Linked DNA regions of Mus musculus: regions 1 and 2 are each linked to region 3. The links are chromatin loops, found by intact Hi-C in ENCODE. Cell type or tissue: left cerebral cortex. All regions are shown on one strand. Links, peaks and the distances in the headings refer to the core of each region. The heading gives the core; the rest is flanking DNA.

Region 1 (7,641 bases), core at 1,843-5,842, 190 kb after region 3:
GAAATGTTACAGCATGATCCTATAAAGTGTGAAGAGTCCTATTTAGGAACACAACCACAGGGATAGCCAAGCAGCTAGTTGCTGGAGAGGCTAGCCTACATAGAAGAGGTCATTGGAACAATGGTAAAGAGACACCAAGGCTATGTCAGATGTCTGAAGATCACAGCTCCAGTAGTCTTGACTACTAACTTCTAAAGAGGGTACCACAGGATCTTAGCATGTCGGGGGGGGGGATCACAAATTCCTGTGTAGCATCTCTCAGCCACAACTATGGCTTCATCCTCTACTTGGACAATGTAAGTCATAAGCTTTGGTAATTTCCTTACAGTACCAACTCTATGGGTATGTGAAATGAAAGAGCTTCCATCATCTCCTCCACTGAGATTTCAAAGGAATCTGGAGGACACTCAGTGGAGATTTGTCATAGAAAAGCAACCACTTCAGAGCCCCAACAAAGATAATGTCTAGTATAGGTGTGAAATCAGGCCCTCTACAGAGTCGCCATAGGAGAAATACTTGTTGGTGCTTCAGAGGGGAAGTCCTCAAGACTCCACAACTATAAAGCTACTGGTATGCAAATACCAGTGTAGGAAAACTTTAGGCATTAGACTCCAACCTCCATGTGGTTTTGCTGCCTAGACTAAGCACAGCAAAGGATTGAGGCTGAATATTACTGGCCAGGGGCCTTCATCCCTAGGCCAGGAGACAGGACATGAAGTTGAGATTTCTCCAGCTTTAAGATTTAATGTTGTTTTCCCTGTTGAATTTGCACTCACATGGGAGCACAACAAAACATTTTTCATGTGTTTCTATATCCTAGAAAGAGAATGCCTAGAAAAGGAATAAATACCTTAGAAGGAGAATAAAGTATCTTTTATTTTGTGAAGTCTGGTGATTATCACAACCTCTCTGATGAAGATACATCTTCAATTAAAATGAATTTATGCTTTGAGTACCACCCATATCTTACTTACATGAGATTCTAGACTGAAGACATTGCTGAGCTGTGGTATTTGCTAGGTTAGAGTATTGAGTATATATTTGGCTTACTTTAAATTTATGCCAGGCTTGTCAGAACATACCCCACATAAGGAGCATGCAAACTGGGAAAGAGATTCAGTATTCTGCATTGTGAGAAAAACTTGAATTTTAGAAAGTAAAAGTGGAATGTTGTCATTTGAAAGTCCCTAAATGCATGTGTCATACATAAGCCAGAAGAACTCATTAGGTCATGACAGCTCTGCCTTGACAGGTAGATTGCAGTCATTGCCCTAGACAAGGTTAGGTCTCTGAGAAGGGCTTTGTTAGAAAACTAAACATGTCCTTAGCTTGTTGTGTTTTGCACCCTCCTGTCCCTCTTGCTCCTACTCCTCCTCCTTCTCCTCCTTCTGCCATCAGATGACAGCAACCAAAGGCCCTAGCCAAGTGCTAAGGCAATGCTCTTAGACTTCTCAATCTCCAGAGAATGAGTCAAAGAATTCTGTTAGAAGTTACTTACTCTTGGATATTTATAGTGGCCCAAAACTGATAGAAACATGTTCCTTTGTGCTTAGAAGGAAGACACTTGCTGGTTAATGTGTTCTCACATTTGTATTAATCATAAGAGTGTCAGCTTCTCTTATGACTGAAACCAGGCCTTAGAAGCTTCCTTGACTTAGTGGGCTGGAGTTCAACTGAGTCCCTTCTCATAAAATTGTGACCCAGAGTAGCATATGCTCATGACTTAACACAAGGAGGACCCACACAGGCCACATGCCTGCAGAAGTCAATTTTAGAAACAACAAATGTCTACTCTAACAAGACATAACAATATTTTAAGAGAGAATATATTAAATCTAAAAAATCTGGGGCATTCTTAAAGATGCATTCTTTCCTGAGTTTGTATTTGTCTTGTCAATTAAATTGACTTTATTTCTTCTCAAGCTGGTATGTTTAAGGACAAGAATACATTGCCTACAGTCATTACGGGAAAGTGTCTGAAGGCCACACAGTATTAATTAGAATTGGCTAAGCTTCCATTGCACTGTCTGATTTTTGTTTCATAGTTGTTAGTGGGTAGTTAGCTTGATATATTTCCTTTTGATAAAATTCTGATTACTTCCTCATGTTGCTCATTTTTCATTTCTCAACACTGTACCAGTAATTTCCAGAACAGGAGCTCTGCAACTGACACGCTTCCCATTCCTAAGAGCAATGGAAGGCCCATTCCAGCCCCCTGCCAAGAGCCACAAAGCAACCCACCTTTGAAACATTATCTAGATACTAAGTTCCTTGTTCTTAAAGTACAAAGACAAGAGTTATTTCCCTTTAGCTCCCTAGTGACTAATAAAGAGAAATCCCATTAACCTACTTAGAGATAATTGGTACCCCAGTCTGTCTCTGTAACTGGGTCTAGCCTGGAACTGAATGCTACCTCCTTTGAAGACAGCATCATAGACATAGTGTCATGTGTTTGGACTTGAGGAACCAAAATAGCACAAGTTAATAGAATTCCTGGAAATTTAACTTTTTTTTCCCTTTTAGTTGAAAGCTATCTTAAATTATGTACAAAGATAGAGACCAAAAATCAGCAATATCTAGATGTTCATCTCAGGTAATAATAGAATCAAGAATCTTTGTTATTTGTAATTCCATATTGTATTACACAATGCAAAAAGACTAAGAAGTCTTGAAGTTTAATCTCTCACTGATTACAGTTGCCAGCAAAGGGAAGAAAGGCCTAGAAACACATTCTTTGAGCTTCATTTAAGGAGAAGTTAGTGCCTTGCCTTGAGAAGACAGACTAAGCATTCAGTTATTTCCTTGAACTGACTCAAACCCTAAGTCTTTTCTTAATCAGCTGTGCATATGTTCCTAAAGCGTCTTCTTTAATGACTGTCGCTTTCCTTTTGCTTAACATGGCATCCAAAGGAAAAGGAGATGAGAGTGAAAAAAGGGAGGGGTATGATTAGCAGAGACTGGGAGTCATCTGCCTATAGTTCTGGAGGATCTGGAGAAAGATGTGGTGTGAGCCAGAGTCAAGACCAGCCTATGGCACTGTAGCAAGACGCTTTCTCAAAAAGCAAAGCTCTGTACTAATCAAAACTGTGCAGTTCTGATAGCTAGGGCACAGCTCAGTCATCGAGTGCTTACCAGTTATACATAAGGTCTTGGTTCTAATCCTTAGCACATGAATACAGACAAACAGACAACAAAAACTTAACGTGAAACTGATGTATCTATTAAAAATCAGTTGTGGGGGAGTGGTTCAGTAAAACAGAAAAGATCCCAGAAATGAATTCCTGAATATAAGTGTGATGGCTATTCTTGGTTGTCAACTTAACTACATCTGCAGTGAACTAAATCTCAAGCAGCTGGGTACCCATGTGAAGGATTTTTTTTTCCCTTAATTAAATCATTTGAAGTGGGAAGATATATCTTTAATCCAGATCTTTGGAGGGGGGACGATCTACCTTGAATCTGGGCCACACCTTCTGCTGGCAGCCTACATAAAGAACATGGAAAGGATGCTTTAGCTCCTTTCCTGCTTGTTAACACTTTCCCTAGCGAGTCCATTCCTTCACTGGTACCGGAGCCTACTTCTTAGGGTTCTGGCATAAACTGAAGACAAGCTGAGACATACAGCCTCATGGACCGAACAACTACTGGATTCTTGGATCACCCATTGGTAGAGAGCCATTGTTGGACACGTGGGACAACAGCCTGCAAGCTAGAATGACTGAGAATCTAGTTGCTTCTCGGCCCACAAGACTGGATGCCTCAGAAGTCCCCTGTGCTGCAGACCTGAAGGGCTTCTTAAAAACTATGACTATTGTCTATACTTGAAGGCTGAAGAACTGAGTTTTGATGGAAGCAGCAGTGATAGACAGCAGCTATAGAATAGATAGGTTCACCAGCAAGAGGCCAAGGCAAGCAGTCAAAGAAGAACAGTGTTTCCCTCTAACCTCCTTATATCAGGGACACCTTCCCTGTTCCTGTCAATCCTTCCAGAAAATGCCTTTTACAGACTTACACAGAAGTATGACTTATTTGACTCCAGATTCAGTCAAGTTAACAATGATGATCAATGAATACACATGCAGAGCACACAATTACAAATACTGCGTGCTGTACTTACATTCCTTTGTTTCTGTTGCTGATAATTTGACACAGTCTGAGTAAGTAAATAAGAGATTCATTTTGGCTCATGGCTGTGGTTCATGGTTAAAGGCTGTATCTGGACCCACTTTGCTAGCAGGTTCCAATCAGCCAAGCATAGGGTATTGCGAGACAGTTTGCATCATGTGTGTAAAAAACTTGGCCAAATTAACTTTGATTACAGATTTGATCATAAGATAAACCCATTTACCTGCATTAATCCATTAATCCACTAGAGAGGACAGGCTCTTTATCACCTCCTAAAGGTCCCACTTGGCCCTACCTTTTAATATATCATAATTGGAATGTAATTTCAACATAAGTTTTTGAGAGGACAACCTGTATTCAAAGGGTATAGAATGCTTCAATTTCAAAGAATAATGAAATGGGAATCTATTGTAGTGAGTGGGCAATGGATAGGGTAGCTTGGACCAGAGTACCCATCAAAGCTTGCTCAGGTTATGCTTTAAGGAATGCCTAGAGCATAAAGAGACTGATCTGCCCATCATGACTTACACTGATGGATTTTGTACTGTGTAGTTGTGACAGACAAGCTGTAGTGAAGCACTCTGGAAACTGGGGGTGAGGAGATGGCTTAGTTGGCAAAGTTCTTGCCAAGCAAGCATGCACATATTAGTTTAGATTCCTGGAACCTTTGTAAAAGCAAGGAACAAGTAAGCATATGAACCTCCACCTACTGGGGAGTAGAAACAGGCAGATTACTGGAGCTCACTGGTCAGCCAGGCTAGTTAAACAAGTGAGATCCAGGTTCCGTTAGAGACTGTCTCATAAGAGGACCGAGGGAGAACGTCAAGTCAAACTGTGGCTTATGTACATGTGCAGTGTGCCTACTGCATGAACATGTACACGCACACACACACACACACATACATACACACACACACACACACATACATAAACACACACTGATAGCAAAAAACATATTTTTAAGGATACAGTGGATAACTTCAGTTAATTCTTATAGAATCAGAAGCAAAATCAAAATATAATCCAAAAGATTATTAACATGAGTGTATTATATGTTGGGTTTTTTTTTAAAGGTAAAGTTTTTGTCTTAGAGAGGTAAAGGGAAAATTTACAGAAATAGCAAGCAGTATTTCTCTAGTTCAAATGTTTATATCTTGAGCAAGTAGATTAGTTTTGTATACCTATGGTTCAAGATACAACTTGTTTCACTTTCCTGAACAATAAATTCTTGAATTCCAGTAATCCAGTCATCAGTCAAGGTGAATTTCTCACCATTGATTAATTTTATACTCATTTATGGTCAAAACTGTTACAAGGAGGCCTGGGTGCTAACATTGAGAATAGGCACAGCCACACACCATTGGTTATCCTGTTTTGGGGTTGAAGCTAGACAGTCATTTTTTGAGATTTCTCTTAGAACACAATGTTTAGTATTTTATTTTCTAAGTAAGCTTTATTTTATGGTTGCAGAGGGCAAGGAAGGGACCATAGAATGATAACAGGTGATACTCTCAAAACACTGTAGGCACAATACCTTTTGTGTGTGTTAGTGCAAGCTTTTGACTTCTGCTTATATCATTATAAAAAAGGTTTTCATTTCTAATTATTTTAGAAACCACATGTCACTAAGATCATTAGAGAACATTAAAGCCAAAATCAATACTGAATCAAAAAAAAAAAGTGTGCAGACATTATTAGTTTTTTAGTTTTCCCAGAATGCAAGGTATGCACACTGAAAATGTATAGTATTTACTGTATTTAGATAATGGCTTACCTAAGTGTGCAGATAGGTGCCTACTATATAAGAAGAATGGGGTGAAAACCCTCAGGTTCTTTCATGTTAGGAGTCTGATCTGCCCACTGCTGCTTTCTGAAGTTAGCAATAGTAAGCTAAGTGGTCATGAAGAAAGTAAATTGCACATCAGTTCTGCCATGACCTTCAGGAAAGCAGACTGGAGATAACAAGTCTGTACTTGAATAAACAAGCACTTTGCAAACTCCTTGCTCTGTTTCTTTTGATATGGCGTTTATTTCTTTACTTTCCTGTATAGAAATCGAGAAGCAAACTTTGCTTTGTGTGTATGTTACTGCTTATTTTGTCTAAAGATGACCTTTTACCCTACCTCTATCATAAAACAAGATGTTAGGATGTGGTTTCAGGAGCATTGGGCTGTGAATATACATGAGCAATTAGTGTTACAAAGCAACATGGCTTTCATTGGGGGTGTGTCAATTGCATTCCTATATTAGAGAACAGAGGGAGGAGACACTGTTATATTAAATGAGATGAGAGATTCTGAGCAGGGCTTGGGAGAAGGGAAACCATCAGATGCAGTTACGCTTATATGTGGGTTTGATGAAATGAGTTTCAAAGTATCAGTTGCTGAGGTTTGTTTTTTGGTTTGTTTGTTTGTTTGTTTGTTTTCAGAGAGTAATTAACATTTAATCCAAGTAGCATCATACATGGGCTTACACAGTATTTTTGAGTCAGCCCTCATAGACCTTGCTACAAAGGGAAATAGCGTTTTCCTACAAACTGGAGAAAGATTTTTTTTACAGGGAATTAAGGATAAGCATAATAAAAATAGTAAAAGCTAAAGAGGTTACAGATTGAAGAAATTATCTTAGCTTTTAAAAGGCCACTCGTATTTGAATTGTCCTTTGCACTTGGTGTTGATAGAAGCTTCATGAAAACAGCTAATTCCAAGAAACTATCAGAGAAAACTTGCTGGCCTATCTCCCAGAAACAACACGTATGCATTTGGGCACCTAAGTACTTTCCCCTCTTGTACTTTGTAGAAATCCCATCTGAGGTTGTTATCAGGCAGTGAATTAGGTCATGTAGTCTAGACTGCTGGAAATCTGTCTACACTATTGGGACAGCTTTGAGTAAGAAAGGTGATCTTGCAGCTCTGAAATATAGATCTGATCTGAGAATGTGCTTATAGAGTTTGTAGACTAAGACAGATTTTTAGTAGCATCACCAATGGTAACAAAATTTCATTGACACACCCCTTCTCATAATTTTTTTTCTTTATAGTGAAAGACACAAGCTAATGAGGCTGAAGGATAATGGCAGAGCAATAATCTAGACTGGACTAAGGTTCACATTCATTAGTTAACGGCATTGCCATCCGTAGGTGTCTCTCGTAACTGCCAGTGAGCTTTTCATGGACTCATTGTTAACATCCCATCTGATTTAAGGCCCCTGATCAGCTACTGTTAGTTTCCTATGTAGTGATGACTTTTTGGAGCAGCATTAAGCTAATTTTAAAAGCCTATTTTTTGATATTTGCCTTCTCTTTCCTACATACTTCATTAGGATCATCCAATTATAAAACATATCAGTGAAGTATAATCCTTCAATATTGTTATTGCCTGTCTAGTGCTAATTGATTCTAATTAATAAGGAGAGAAGCCACTATTCTCTGACCCAGGGGCTTACCCAATCTTAGTTTAGTTTCCAAATCAAGGCATAAATATGACCATAACACATTACATTAAAATGGGGTGTGA
Region 2 (7,641 bases), core at 1,843-5,842, 180 kb after region 3:
AAATTGACAGACCCACAGTCTGATCATAGCCTCCTGAATGCCAGAGGGTTTGGGGTAATTTGAATTTTTAAAGTGTATAACAAGAAGATGAGCACTCTTATGGAAGGATAAAGTGTTAGGAAAATCAAAGGTCCACGTAAGAGTGGTTAGTGCTTTGAGCACATTTGTTCATTATCCTGTCACTGGTGAGCTTTTCTTGAATTTGTTCTTGTCTTGCCTCCAAAACATATTAGCCTGGATTATTAAGACTGATTGCTGCCAGTGTGGCACAGCTCTTCCTGAACAGCTCTGCTGTGTAGGAGTCACCTTCTCTGTTGTTTTCTTCACAGTGCTGCCAGAGTACATTTTTCTTCTGTTGGGTGGAGAGACTACTTCAAACATTTAAAGTTTTCCCCCCTCCTTCTGGTGTAGCTGTCTAAACAGAATACCATGCCCCCAGTGCACACACACCGCACACTGGATAGTTTATTGAGGACTTTTTATACCCACCAAAGCAATCATTTTCAAGCTTGGATGCATACAGAATGATCTGAGAGTTGTATCACAGGCCCAGTTTGCATACCTATGTGATAATTAAAGTTCATGATGAGTCAGAAAGGATGCATGTGCCTCAGATATGCAGATAGCTGGCTAGGTAGATAGGTAGCATGTAGACTGTGTGTCACTCTCTTCCTTCCTTAGGCCTTTCACCACTTCCAATGCTTGTATCACATAAAGTGACTGTTTCTTGTATCTAGTCCTGTGGTCTTCCATTCATATTCTTGTAAAAGTTTAGAATGGTCAATCATTAGATACTAATCACTGTACATTAATGGAGGGCAAGCCACTGGTAAGAAACGAGAGTCCTGTGCTCACTGTTCACACTGGAATATCCACCTCTTACAGGTCTTTGGTATTGAACCTAGAGCCTCTTGCATGCTAGGCAAGCACTCTGCTGCCGAGCTACACCCAAAGTCCTTCCTTATTTTACCCTGTGGTTTAGCTGACAGCAGGAGTGCAGTGAGCCCACTGAGAAGACACAGAGAATGTGTGTGGTATGCCAGATGAGGAGTCATTCCTGTGGTTGCCTTCCTCATGGTGAGAACTATACATTCACCCACCCACATTTATTCGGTGTATCATGACATTGTGTACGGTATCATATATCAAGACACCACACTGAGCCTCACTGATGTGTACTGTTAACCCTACTCCCAAAAGTTAAACAAATCCAGGTGCACTGAACACATCTATAACTCAGCCAGGTGGGAGACTTGAGTCGGGAGAACGATCTCAAAGCCAGCCTAGGCAGTATTTCCATTCATTAAATATAAAAAGCAAAATATGAAATGCCCTTCAAAATAAAAAATCCTCTTGGGTAAGAGAAAATGAAATCTCATTTTACATTTTAATCGTCAAATAAGAATTGTCTTTATTTATAGTTACACAGTGTTTTTATAGTATGTATACATTGTGCAGTGATTAATAAAGCTAATTGATATTTGTGCCACTTTTGTGGTGAGAACATTTGACATACTTTTAGCAATTTCAAAATATGTATCTTGCTGTTATTAATTATAGTTTGCTTGAGTCACAACAGAATTCTTGAATTTATTCTTTTTCACTGACATTTTTGATCTTTGACCAATATCTCCCAAGTTCCCAGAATCTTAGGGTTATATAGCCACTAGTCTATCATCTAGTATCCTGTGGTGTGACATTTTTTAGATTTCACATAGAAGTGAACACATGTAGTGTTTTCCATGAGTCCATGTTATACTATATGTATAGAATTTTTTAAGGCTGAATATATTTGTTACATTTTGATCACTAATGGTCTCTATTGTTGGACACATAGTTTATGTTCATATCTTAGACACTGTGAGTCATGCTGCAGTGACCATGACAGTGTATGCATCTCTTTGACATTATTTCTTTCCTTCAATTATATAGTTGGAATCCTCACAGTTCTGAATCCTCAAGAAGCAAGGTCGGGGTGCCAGCAGGGTCACAGTCTGGAATAGCTCCCTAAGGGCTTCATATCATTGCTGCCCTTACTTGTTGCTGGATTTCTAGCCTTTCCCTGGTGTTTAGCATGCATACAGAGGGATCAAGCTTTCTAGTGTCTCCATAGGACACTGGGCCTTATGACCTCATTTGCCTTGATGAGACTCCATCTTCCAGTATGTGTGCAAGGGCTTAGAGCTTTAGCATACCCTTTTTAGAAAGACATCCATCTGTGACATGGTCTGTATGTTCCTTTATAGAGCATAACAGATAGATGAAAAAGTGTAAACCAAGCTCCTTAAGGCATTTTCATTGGCTTTTGGCATCATCTGTGAGGAGATGATGAGGTTGCCATAATCGTCACTATGTCTCTCTGTATCCATTCCTTGCCAGGATCTTGTTTTCATCCTCTACTTTACTTTTCTTTCATTATTTATTTTCTATTTGAGGACCTTAAATGTGCAAGTTATTTTCTTTAGGCTCTAGAGATGTCACTATTTTAGAGGACCCTAAGATACTGTATATGACTCTTTTTACTAAATAATAATTCTTTGTAAATATTAATTTTCTGGTAACTTTAAAAATTCATCTCTATCCAGCTGTATAAATTATATAATATAAAATTATGTTTTTGTTATATATTTATTGGTTATTTTGATTCTTTTTCATCTACCATCCATTTATTTTATACTGCACATGTAAAATTGCTCAAGATTGTGAACAAATTTTCATGGAAAAACAGAATGCTAAGCAGCTACACAACTGTACGGATGCCAAAGAATTAAAATAGCTTTTGTTTCAAGCATGGTTAAAGCTGCTGGATATGTCTTATCCCAATCATGAGGTGGAGGCAGGAGGGCAATGAGTGAGTTTCAAAGCCAGTCTATTCTACTCAGTGAGATCTTGTCTCAATAAGAAAGACAGACAGGAAGGAGGGAGGGAGGAAGGGGAAGAGGGAAGAAGGGAGGAGAAAAGGAGAGAAGAAAAGAGAAGAATCAAGTTTTCACTATGTTATGAGAGAGTTGAGAGGCATATCTTTTTAAGTAGTATATTACTAGGTTGATACAACTCGTGTCCAGGAATGGAAATCTTTCTCCACAGGATTGATCATTTTCTGTTAGTTCCTGGTGTGTGGACTAATGGTGTTCAGGCTGTAATTACTCTGTGTTTAACTGAATGGCTGCTTTGAGTCAATGAAGTTGAAGCAAGTGAGAACCTCTGCCACTCTAGGGAAGAATTTTATCTGCACATAGGTTTCATAAGAGCATTTCTTCATAGCACAATTTCTCCCCAAAAGAGAAACATTATGCAAATAAGTGTTCATTATGCTAGGCAGGGGGAAGCTAACAGCATTGCTGAGTGTGCATGAAGGGAGACACCAGGCCACGTGGCTCTCAGGAAAAGCACTTAATTGTTCAGCTTGTAACTAACTTGTTTGTCAGGGTTTCTCCTGAGAGGTCTGGTACCCATTTGGTGACAAGTTCAAATGATAAAGAGCTCAGAAATCATGTGGCTTTGTGACAAGAGATGGGCTAGTAATGTTAGACCCTGTTGCCATCCTAAAAAAGAATATTCTAACACTGGCCTTAAAAGGTTGGAAGGACTTAGGACCAATGATAAATGTTGATAAATTGAAGTCATTAAGCAGAAAGGATTTTATAGGCTTCCTGTGCTTTTCTTTGATTATTTTCTGCACACTGAATGACTTCATAATTTCCTGTAGGAGGAGCAGCTGAAGTCCCATGAAAGCAAGCTGAAGCAGATCACCACTGAGCTGGCTGAGCATCGCTCATATCCCCCAGACAAGAAGGTCAAAGCCAAGGATGTTGATGAGTACAAGCTGAAAGACCACTATCTGGAGTTCGAGGTATGGCTAACCTAGATGTTACCAAGTGGTGTTTTATGATCTGTGAAGTCCACACCTCATAGCACTCATGGTAGTGAGCTTGACTTGTCCTGGCTCCAATTTAGGACATCCTAATATGACAGGAGCCCTTCTAGCCTCACGTTTGTGAATTTATTTAGGCACCAAATAAATATCAATGTGATGGCCAGTTCATTCATGTCAAACAAACAGCCTCCAAGTTGGAATAGGGTGCACCTGTGACAAGGGTAACAAAAAGAACAACAGTAGGGGAAACATGCCAGGGAGGACAGCTGCTTGCTGTGACCCTGTGTTTCCTCCAACAGAGTTTAGGTCAAAATCAACACAGTGGAGGAAATGAGCTGCCAAGCGAGAGGAAGCACCTGCTCTTCTGCACACGCTTGCTGCTCGGTGACATCAGTGCACTCCTCTCTATCGCCCACCGCCATGCATTGCAGGAGGGGACAGCGGAACGAAGACTTGGCTCATTCATCTTGAATGACATGAATGCCAGTGTGGTGAGGAGAGAGGCAGATATTCAAACCCAAGCTGAAAGCCTTATCCCTGGGGCGCCCTTCATCTAAGGTTGCTCGCAAGTCAGTGCCAGCATTCTCCAGCCTTCGCTCTTGACAGTCACACTCAGATCCTCAAAGCATCTTTTTCTACAAGATGAAAAGAGGAAAAACTATATGTTCCATTTGTCTTTCACACACTCTTCTTTCATAGCTCATGCTGTCACTCATTGCACCTCCAGACTCTTCCATATCCTTCATTTTCCCTCATTCCCCGATTATATGGCATTTCTTCCTCAGGACTGAACCTGGGAGCATCTGAGCACTCACGTCTTAACCTTGTCTGCAGGGCTCCACCCTGAGCCCTCTTTGCCACAGCCATTGCCTGGGTGCCTCCTCTGTGCCAGCCTGGCTTCCATACCTCTCACAGGAGACTAGAAGTTGCCTCCTGTCCCATAGCTGTCCGGGCTCTTACAATCAAGTTCCAGACATGAATCTGAGAGGGTTTGCCTTTCTGTCCTATCTTGACCACATGTCTTTCCACATGCAGTGGTAACTAACATTTCTCCCTGCATCTGCATTACTTTGTTCAGCTACTCCTGCCCCTAGTATCCTTCCTATGGTTGTTATTTTGTGAGACCATCTGGGTAAGGCCCAGATCTTTCCTATAAAAAGCCTGTCTAGACACCCCATCCAAAATCAATCTACTGTGGAACTCACTGTGAGTTGGCTGTATTTTGAAGTTATATTAGTCTGTCCTTGGGTCTTTAGTGGATCCCATGGTCCCCAATGCAGTAAGTCCAAGGTCCTGCACTTGCTTGTTGATTTTCACAGAATGTCCTAGAAGTTGCTATCTGAGTCTTCACTGTAGCATTGCATCTAAGACAGAAGGCAGAGCCATAGCCACACACTACTCTCCTCTGTGGCAAAGGAGTCCTTGCTCCAGTCAGATGACATACAAGGAAAATCTTCTAGTAAAGTCTGAAAGTTTGTTATCTAAAGCTACCAAAGCCTTACCAGCAAAAGACTTGGAAAATTAATAAAAGGAAAAAGTGAATAGCAGCTCTTCTTTGACAAGGCTTGTTCACTCCTGGGAATCCTTAGTTCTCAAAAAGCAATCATTATTCTTCACACTTCTGTAGTAACGGGAAGCCATGGGCTTGGTTTTTGTTTCACACTTTCTAATTAAATTTCCCAACACCTCACTCCCTGGCTTCTAGGACTCATCACCTTGCTTTGAGCCCTTGACCCTTTAAGGGGAGAACCTACCCCAGGAGGTAGGGCCCTTTGAAAACCACAGGAAAGTATCCACTGCTAGGCAGAGACCAGTGTGTGGATCTTCTGTGGAGCCCTTTTCTTGAAAATGGAGTCCAGGGAGAAACGGCAATTCCATATCCTGAACCTTGAAAGTAGAGTATCTTTGGGGAAATCAGGTCTTGCTTGCTGTCGTTACCTCCTCAAGGAATTTGAAGATTGTATTCCAGGACTTCACTCATTAAAGTCAAACTCAGGATAAGGTGTCAAGTATGTTGAATTGTCTGTCAAGCTGCATTAACCTGTGTCAGAAAGGAAGGTCTAAAGGGCACTTACTGTTTGAATTTCATCAAAAATGTTGTGTGTGACATGAATAAATACTCTTGGAAATGTGATTCATTGTTTTTCACTAACTCAGATGAAAATTGAAGTAATGGATCATGTAGAATCTACTGTGCTGCGAGTTTAGCCACAGAATTGGTCTCCTGCGGGGTGCTTGGAGAGGCTGTTGTACAGTATCTTTTTCCTTATTAGCGACGCCCCTTTAATCACTCACTACTTTCCTGAATAGAATGTAGGCAACTATTGGCCAGTTTGTATATTTTTCTAACAGATCTACCCAGATCCTAGAATATTTTCCAGATTCTTGATACACAGCTGAAGGACTCAGAGAGACTTTATCATAGCATTGGATGCAATGATAGCATCCAAGAAGTCCGTGCACTCAGAAAGCTTAGTACCAATCCTTGATAGATGGACAGGTCCATGTGTGACAGAAAATCCCATTAACAAGTGAGAAGAGAAGGCCTGCAAGTCCACAGAAGCCCTGAATGGTCAGTGACAAGAGGAAGGTGCTAATCCAGGCCGTGTTCTCACTGGGGATGAACCATGTGGTCGCCTCTCTCAGCTCCAGAGTACTAATCTCACCTGCTCCAGGGCAGGTCATCATCTGAAAGCTTCCTTTGGTTTCAGAGCAGCTCTTGTCATTTTCACACGCCTCGGAAAGAACACTTTTGTTTTGGCAGAATATGAACTTGCTGCTGACAACACCAGGGCCGGTCCTATGTTTCTGCATTCCAGTTATGTCCCAGGTTGCTTTAAGGACAAGCAATTCTTCATAGCAAGCCAAGTTCATAGCTCTCTGTATGGCTAAGAATTCCTGCAAGCCCTCCCCACAGTAACTAATTAGAAATTCCAGTAAATGTGTAGGTTTAGGACTTAAAGAAATCTACACAATACAGAGAGATTTACATCTTAGCCTTGTAGGAAAGGGGTTTTTGTTGTTGTTTTTGTTTGTTTGTTTGTTTGTTTTTTACCTAAAACAGCAAATTTTACTGAGAACAGGCTATAATTAACTAACCCTGTACTCTTTCTCTGACTAACATTTGGTGGAGAATGGACAGTTTCGTTCTTGACTCAATTAGTATGTAGAGCTAGGGACTTCTTCCCTCTTCTTTCTTTTTTAAAAAATATTTTATTTATTGATATTATGTATGAGTACTCTATCTGCATTCATACCTGGATGCCAGAAAAGGGAAGGCATTGGATCCCCATTACTGATGGTTGTGAGCCACCATGTTCTTGCTGGAAATTGAACTCAGGACCTCTGAAAGAGCAGCCAGTGCTCTTAACCCACTGAGCCATCTCTCCAGCCCGGCCTTTTTTCTTAGAAGAATTTTGTTGGAAAGTTTGCTTTTGGAAGGCATATTTTCGGAAATAGTTAATAACATAATAAGTACACAGGCACGCACGCACACACACACACACACACACACACACACACACACACATATAAAGGAAACTTAAGTTCTCTCCCAGTTTGGGGAAGTAAGTATCATCCGTAGCCACATGTCTTTACACATTAGTTTATTTCTGTTTTATTCAATTCTAAAGTGTTTTCACTGATTTCCAAGCTTCCAAGGTACTTTAGAAAATATATGAAGATTTAGAAGGAAGACAGATGGTTTGCAGACAGAATAAACACAAAGCTCCCATCAGTGGAGCACAGAGGGCTGAGCTATGCTG
Region 3 (7,641 bases), core at 1,619-5,618:
TGTACCGTGTTGCTTGAAAAAGAAAGAACTAACAGATTAATCTTAAAATCTAGGACGAGTTCCTTCACAGCAGTGAGTTTCTTTCGCAGTCTGTAAAATGAGTTCTTGGATGGACTTTGTAGGAATTCAAATGGTTTGTTTGCAGTACGGGAAGACAGCTATAAAGCTTTTAGTTAAGACAATAGATTTTATTTTATTGTGCTGTTTTTCCTTCATTCTTGAAAACTCACATGTGTACAATGAAATTATGATTATATCCATACCCAATTTCCCACCTCTAACTTTCTCAGTATCCTCCCAACATCCCCCTCCCAACTTCATGTCTTCCTTTTATGTTGTTGATAACCCACAAGTCTAATTAATGCTGCCCATATGTATGCAAATGGGTGTGTGTCACTCACTAGTGCATGAGAAATGCTCATAAAAACAATTCTCCACTTCCCAGCAGTTCTGCATGCTGAGGCTTTAACACCCCTCCATAACGTTCATAAACCATCCCAAGTTACGAGTCTAGGGAAGGGTATTAGCTGTGATTGTCATTTCTGCTACATCAACCCTTTCCATATGGTCTCTTCTCCCTTATGGCAGTGGTTCTCAACCTTCCTCATGCCGTGACCCTTTAATAATCCTCATCTTGTAGTGACCTCCCAAGCATAAAATTATTTTGTTGGTACTTCATAGCTGTAATTTTGTTACTGTTATGAATTATAATGTGTATGTATATATATATATATATATATATATATATATATATATATATATATATATATATGATGATATGAGACCCCTCCACAGGTTGAGAACTGATAGCTTATGGTGTTAAGCCTTTTCTCTTGATTAGAGTTCGCAGCCGTCTTACCAGTCTCTCATCATGTGGAACTTCTCACCAATACTGAAAGGCCACAGAAGACCAGTATGCTCGGATCTAAACGTGTTGAGGATTTCTAGTTGAGTTGTTTTCACCATTATTATGTTTTCAAAATATCAGCTAATTACCAAAAAGAGAGTCTATGGACTAGACTGAGAATCCAGCCTTCAGCTGTGGAATGTTTTTACAGAAAAAATGTCATGGTTTGAAATTTTTTAATTTTAGAATGACATTTAGAATGCAGTGCCACTGACTATCATATTGGCCACTGTGTAAATTTTAGTAGGAATGAATTTGCAAGAGTGTTAGAGTTTAATTATGCACCAGTCAAGTTCATTCAATTCTGTGACCTGTGAAAATGAAACCTTTTCTATTCCTCTATCTGCTTCTTCACTTCTGTTTATTTATATTTGTTTTCCCCTGTTTGAGAACAGGTTAACATGAATAAAATATGGCACAGTCATCTCTGGAGTCAGTGGGCTCATTTTGTGGTCTTATAGGAGCTATCTAATAGATTAATCATTAATTATTAATCAGTGCTTTCCTTTGTGAGCTTTTACACTGTGGAAGAAGGAAGACAGGTGAATATCATTTAAGGAAGGGGCTCCCTCCCTCCCTCCTCCCCTCCCTCCCTCCCTCCCTTTCTTCCTTCCTTCCATGCCTTGGAGAGGATAATAAGAATGAAGAAAGTGATTGAAAGCCCAATGGATCTCTGCACTCCATGCATTAACTTATTTCCTCCTATGACAGCCAAGTTAAAATGAAAATTAAATATTTGTGTTTTGACAGAGTTCAATGTGTCTTACTTTCTCAAAATTAAAAATAAACACATAGTGTTCTAATCATATTTTGGTAGAATTTATACTTTGGGAATTTCTCAAACTTAGAGTGTATTTAGACTCTTAAAATCTTTGAAGACCCAAACAGACTTTTTTAAAATTTGTTTTGTGTGTGTGTGTTTTACTACATACTACATTATGGGTTGAATCTAATGAAACTTTAATGTCATCATTTGATCATTAAAGACCACTAAATGAAAAACATAGTTTTTATAATCATGAATTATACTTTACATTCTGAGAAAATTTATTGGAAATAGTGGCATTTACATTTTTGTGGTTCCTTTTACTATTGAACTAATAGAGGATAGCTAGATTTTTGTGTTTGCTTTTACACTTAATCTGTTGCAATATGTCAAAAGTTATATAGCGCCAAATTCCTTAGTGACCACTTGTGAGAGACTGTGAGTGAAACAGTAAATGCTTTTAGTATTAGAACAGTACAGGTTAGAGCTTATTAAAGCCTGGGACAATGACCCCAGCACTCAAAACTCATATAGTACTTGATGTCTTTTACCACATTCAGTGGCAATATAGTACAGGAAAGGTGCAGAAAACCCCACCAAGATCGTGTCTTTCCTTAATGTTGGATTTTCCTTTTATTTTCTTAATGGTTTTTGAGACAGGGTTTCTATGTGTAACACTGGCTATACTGGAACTTACTCTGTAGAACAGGATGGCCTCGAACTCTGCCTGCCTCTACCTACCAGATGGTGGGATTTAAAAGAGGTGTGTGTCACCACCATGTGGTTGGATTATCAACCTCTTAAATCTGTGATTGTAGTTTCTGAAAGAAGATACTTATATTGCAGACGCCTGCTTTTAAAAAAATGTGTCTATTTTGAGATTATAATTTAATTATATTCACCCCTTCACTTTCCTTCCTTCAAATCCTCACATACTTCCCCCCACTCCCCTTCAAATCCATGGCCTCTTTTTAAATGATTTGTTTCTGTGTGCATATAAGTATTTATATTACTAGTGAATCATTATGTTACTTTATACCTGTGATAGGGGAAATAGGACCTGGGAGCTCCACAGAGAAGGGCAGGGAGGTAAATACAGAAGAAAGCTGGAAGCAGTAAGGCAGAACAGTGGGATCCAAGGGGTCTCATGGGGGAACTGGTGAGGGAACCGCCTAGGGAAGGGAGGGGGGTAAGCACAGGAGCAGGAGGAAGGGGATAGATAGCAACATCGATAACTCAAAAGGCAGACATCATTATTTCTTTAGAAAACACCGTGGCACATAATTAAGTCTATACTTAAGTATATATAGTTTTAAGGAACTTTCTCATCTAGGCTAATAGTACACCCTGAAAAGCTAAAGGAAAAAACCCAGTACCAGACATGAGAAGTCCTCTTTGAATTTTTGGCCAGGGTGCTTTGAAATTGCAATGGCTTCTGCTTTGCCCTCCAGTGGTGCATCTAAAAAGATGGACACCTGAGGGCAGCATAACCTAATTCCACTTCCATGAGCGGCAAACAAGCAAAACCAGAGCTTTATAGCAGTGCTACTTCACCGAAGTAATTACCAAGTCAGTAGTATACTTTTCCTCGTTTGTTGTAACATGTTGGCGGAGGTGGAATTGTGTGGGAGGGTATGCCGGCTGTGTTCTAATAGCTCAAGATTTATGAGGCTGGGTTGTACCCGTAGACAATGAGAGCTGTTAGTTTCTCCGAAAGCACACTTTCCACAAAGCTCCAGTTCTTAACACTATTAAACTTAATTCCATGGTCATTCTACTTAATTCTTCAACCCCTAACTTGGAATCTACTCTGTGGTCCACTTTCATGGGCTCTACTGGTCCCTCTAGATCAGAGAATACTAGATTATAGTTGAAACTTGATAGAAGGCTCCATAGTTTTTGTCAGGAGCAGTATGCTTTTTTTTGCTAAGTTTTTGTTTTGTTTTGTTTGTTTAGTTAGAGCTTGCGTTAGCATTGTGAGCAAAAGTCTCTGTTTCCCACATTTTCATGCATTATAGCACAAGTTTGTAGCTCTTTTTCTAATGGAGTAGAGGAAAATCTATGAAGTAAGGGAAAACCTGAAATTGCTATTAGATCTTCTAGGATTTTTCATCTATTTCAATGCTAACTTATGTTAGACTACAGGTGAGCAAAATAGTAATTACAGGCAAAAATTCATCTCGTGTATGTGTGTGTGTAAAGTTTTATTGGGACACATTCACAGCTACTTTTAAAATCTTTACATAGTGATGACAGTGTTGAGCAGTTGTTATTGAGAACATATGGCCTGCAAAGCCTGAAATATTAGCTGCCTGGTTCTTTATAGAAATTTTTAGAATTTGTGTGTTTAAGATTTCTGTAAGGGAAAGGATCAATAAGATAAAAAGCCAACCAACAGATTGGGAAAAGAACTTTACCAATCCTAAATCTGATAGGGGGCTAATATCCAATAGATACAGAGAACTCAAGAAGTTAGACTACAGAAAACCAAATAACCCTATTAAAAATGGGGTTCAGAGCTAAACAAAGAATTCTCAAAATGGAGGAATACCAAATGGCTGAGAAGCACCTGAAAAAATGTTCAACATCCTTAATCATCAGGGAAATGCAAATCAAGACAACCCTGAGATTCCACCTCACACCAGTCAGAATGGCTAAGATCAAAAATTCAGGTGACAGCAGTTGCTGGCGAGGATGTGGAGAAAGAAGAACACTCCTCCATTGCTGGTGGGATTGCAAGCTGGTACAACCACTCAGGAAATCAGATTGGTGGTTCCTCAGAAAACTGGACATAGTACTACTGGAAGATCCAGCAATTCCTCTTCTGGGAATATACCCAGAAGATGCTCCAACTTGTAATAAGGACACATGCTTCACTATGTTCATAGCAGCCTTATTTATAATAGCCAGAAGCTGGAAAGAACCCAGATGTCCCTCAACAGAGGAATGAATACAGAAAATGTAGTACATTTGCACAATGAAGTACTATGCAGCCATTGAAAACAATGAATTTACGAAATTCTTGGGCAAATGGATAGATCTGGAGGATATCATCCTAAGTGAGGTAATCCAATCACAAAAGAACACACATGCTATGCACTCTCTGATAAGTGGATATTAGCCCAGAAGCTCAGAATACCCATGATATATTTGCAAAACACATGAAACTCAAGAAGAATGAAGACGAAAGTGTGGATACTTCGACCCTTCTTAGAAAATGGGAACAAAATACCCATGGAAGAAGTTTCAGAGACAAAGTTCAGAGCAGAGACTGAAGGAATGACCATCCAGAGACTGCCCCACTTGGGGATCCATCCCATAAACAACCACCAAACCCAGACACTACTACAAATGCCAACAAGAGCTTGCTGACAGGAGCCTAATATAGCTGTCTCCTGAGAGGCTCGGCCAATGCCTGGCAAATACATAAATGGATGCTCACAGTCACCCATTGGACAGAGCACAGGGTCCCCAATGAAGGAACTAGGGAAAGTACCCAAGGAGCTGAAGGGGTTTGCAGCCCATAGGAGGAACAATAGTATGAACTAACCAGTACCCCCAGGGCTCCCTGGGACTAAACCACCAATCAAAGAAAACACATGGTAGGACTCATGGTTCTAGCTGCATATGTAGCTGAGGATGGCCTAGTTGGTCAACAATGGGAGGAAAGATTCTTGGTCCTGTGAAGGTTCTATGCCCCAGTATAGGGGAATGCCAGGGCCAGGAAGCAGGAGTAGGTGGGCTGGGGAGCAGGGTGGGGTGCAGGGGAGGGGATAGGAGATTTTCTGAGGGGAAGCTAGGAAAGGGGATAACATTTGAAATGCAAATAAAGAAAACATCTAATTAAAAAATAAAAACTACTATTAAAAAAAAGATTTCTTTAAAGACTGGAGAGAAAGCTGTGTGTTTAGAAACACTTGTTCTTACAGAAAACATGAGGTCAAAGTCCCAGCACCTATATGGAAGCTCAAGACCATCCTTAACTCTAGGACAAGATCCAGTCTCTGTCTCTGTCTCTGTCTCTCTCTCTCTCCACCTCCCACACAAATATATAAATAGGTAGACAGATAGTTACATACATCGATAGATACATAAACTTTTAAAAAGTCTCAGTCAGTCTGGGAGTCCCCTCCCTCAGTATAATTAAGTGAGATTTAGAATGCGCTTTTAACTTACAGTTTCAACTAGGACTGATCGTAAACATTTAAATTCATTTATTTGGAAAAAAAATTATCTAAAGAATTTCACTAAAAAAAATTAGTACATCTTTAAAAGGTACATAGATAAAAGGCTCTTCTTTTAAAAGGAATCCATTTTAGGGGCTGGAACAATGGCTCAGCTGGAAAGGGCACTTTCTGTTCTTCTTGAAGACATGAGTTCAGTTCCCAGTCCTCACGGGAGCAGCTCACAACCTATATGACTCCATGTGCTGGCTAGTTTGATGTAAACATAACACAAACTAAAAATCACATCCGAAATGAGGGAAGTTCCCTCAATTATGAAAATGCCTTAATAAAATCAGGCTGCAAGCAAGCCTATAGGATATTTTCTTAATTAGTGATTGACAGGGAGGGTTCATCCCATTGTGGGCGGTGCCATCTCTGGGTCATGGGTCTATAATAAAGCAGGTTGAGACTGAGACATGAAGAGCAACATGAAGAGCAAACCAGAAAGCATCACCAGCTTCCCTCAATGATGAGCAATGAAAAATCAGCCAGCCAACCAACCAACCAACCAACCAAAGAACCCAAATAACCAAACAAAAACCAACCAACCAACCAACCAACCAACCAACCAACCAACCAACCAAAACAGACAAACAAATGAAAATAAGAACAACGAATATCCCCTCCAGCTTGCTTTTGGTCTTAGTGTTTAACCCTAACTGAGCCACTCCAGCCCCAGGGGATTCAGTGCCCTCTTCTGTTCTCCACTGATCGAACCAATGACATAAAATCACACATGCACGGACACACACACTCAAAATAATTTTTAAAAGAAATATATTTTAAATAGTCATATAATTAGTGAAGAGTATAATCTTCAATTCAGTGAACCTTTAATAAGATGGTCTAATTCTTTTCATTAATAATCTTTTGCTTAAATATTTAAGATTTTGTCCTGTATAATATTTGAGGATTTAAAACAAAATTCTTTAAAATTGTGGTATTTCCTGTTTGCATACTTTTACTGTCAAGGTTGATTAAAGTCTTCCTTGTCTCTAAGGGGCTCATCTACATTGTCCTTGCAGATTTGTCAAGAAATCCATCTCTATGTCTAAATGAGTCAGGCCTTTTAAATTTTCATTCTTTACTGACCTCATGAAAAGGAACTCAGGTCATTGGCCAGCCCTTGTTTCAGAGAAGCCTACACTTCTTCACGGTGTTATAACAGTTTGGGAAGAGAATGAATAGGATATCATAATTTAGGGGCATCTTTTTTGTACGTAACAACTGGTAAGATACAAAGTCAGTAACTAGAGGTGGCTTTACTCAGTGCTCAGTATTTGCTTGAATGATACTTTAAAATTCATGTGACTTTATCATACGTTTTCTTGATGAAAGTTGCTTCATATTTACTCTCCATTAAAATACTACGAAAGCTTATAGAAGGGAAATCTCTAGTAGGCAGTAAGAATTAAAATGGACTGACTTAAGCGTTCATCTTTACCTCCAAACCTTTCTTAGAAGAATTACCAGTAAGCCAGAGAAAGACAGCAAAGGGTTGTGATAACAAATTTCAATTCCTCGGGTACCTCGGGAAGAGGTAGCTGGGCATCTTTGATACGAGAAAGCCATATGTTTCACTTAGCTCTTTTCTCTGTTGGTAAGCAAACTTGACATGCCATGAGCACTGTGCTTCTATACTGTGTGATTCAAGGCATAACCAACCCTCTGCACAGGTGGGGGGCTGAGTATAGTCCTCTACTTCCTGAGTATGCTACAATCTTGATGTCTCTAGTTCCTTA

Evidence for each region. A loop is a pair of places that touch in the nucleus more often than their neighbours do. Peaks named below come from ENCODE experiments on the same cell type or tissue, not always from the same donor. Only the 100,000 strongest peaks of a DNase experiment are listed, where the experiment ranks them.
Region 1: it touches region 3 in a loop (2.7-fold over the local background); 3 of 42 quality-filtered maps call a loop at or near these places.
Region 2: it touches region 3 in a loop (2.2-fold over the local background); 3 of 42 quality-filtered maps call a loop at or near these places.

The regions. Positions count from the first base shown.
Region 1 is chr8:67,700,942-67,708,582 of GRCm38, reverse strand. All of the region lies in intron 15 of Psd3 (pleckstrin and Sec7 domain containing 3), which reads left to right. Among named protein-coding and RNA genes, the nearest start is that of Gm32888, 160 kb to the left of the region's middle. In left cerebral cortex, for the core only: no CTCF peak of the experiment used is centred there; a DNase peak (open chromatin) is centred at 3,505; H3K27ac peaks cover 2,150 bases.
Region 2 is chr8:67,709,895-67,717,535 of GRCm38, reverse strand. It overlaps Psd3 (pleckstrin and Sec7 domain containing 3), which reads left to right. Exons shown (of 16, transcript NM_177698.4): 15 at 3,710-3,853. Among named protein-coding and RNA genes, the nearest start is that of Gm32888, 150 kb to the left of the region's middle. In left cerebral cortex, for the core only: a CTCF peak has its summit at 3,702; DNase peaks (open chromatin) are centred at 2,833, 3,261 and 3,722; H3K27ac peaks cover 2,412 bases.
Region 3 is chr8:67,892,116-67,899,756 of GRCm38, reverse strand. The region is part of intron 8 of Psd3 (pleckstrin and Sec7 domain containing 3); the gene reads left to right. Among named protein-coding and RNA genes, the nearest start is that of Gm32888, 32 kb to the right of the region's middle. In left cerebral cortex, for the core only: a CTCF peak has its summit at 3,141 (motif pointing right); a DNase peak (open chromatin) is centred at 3,170.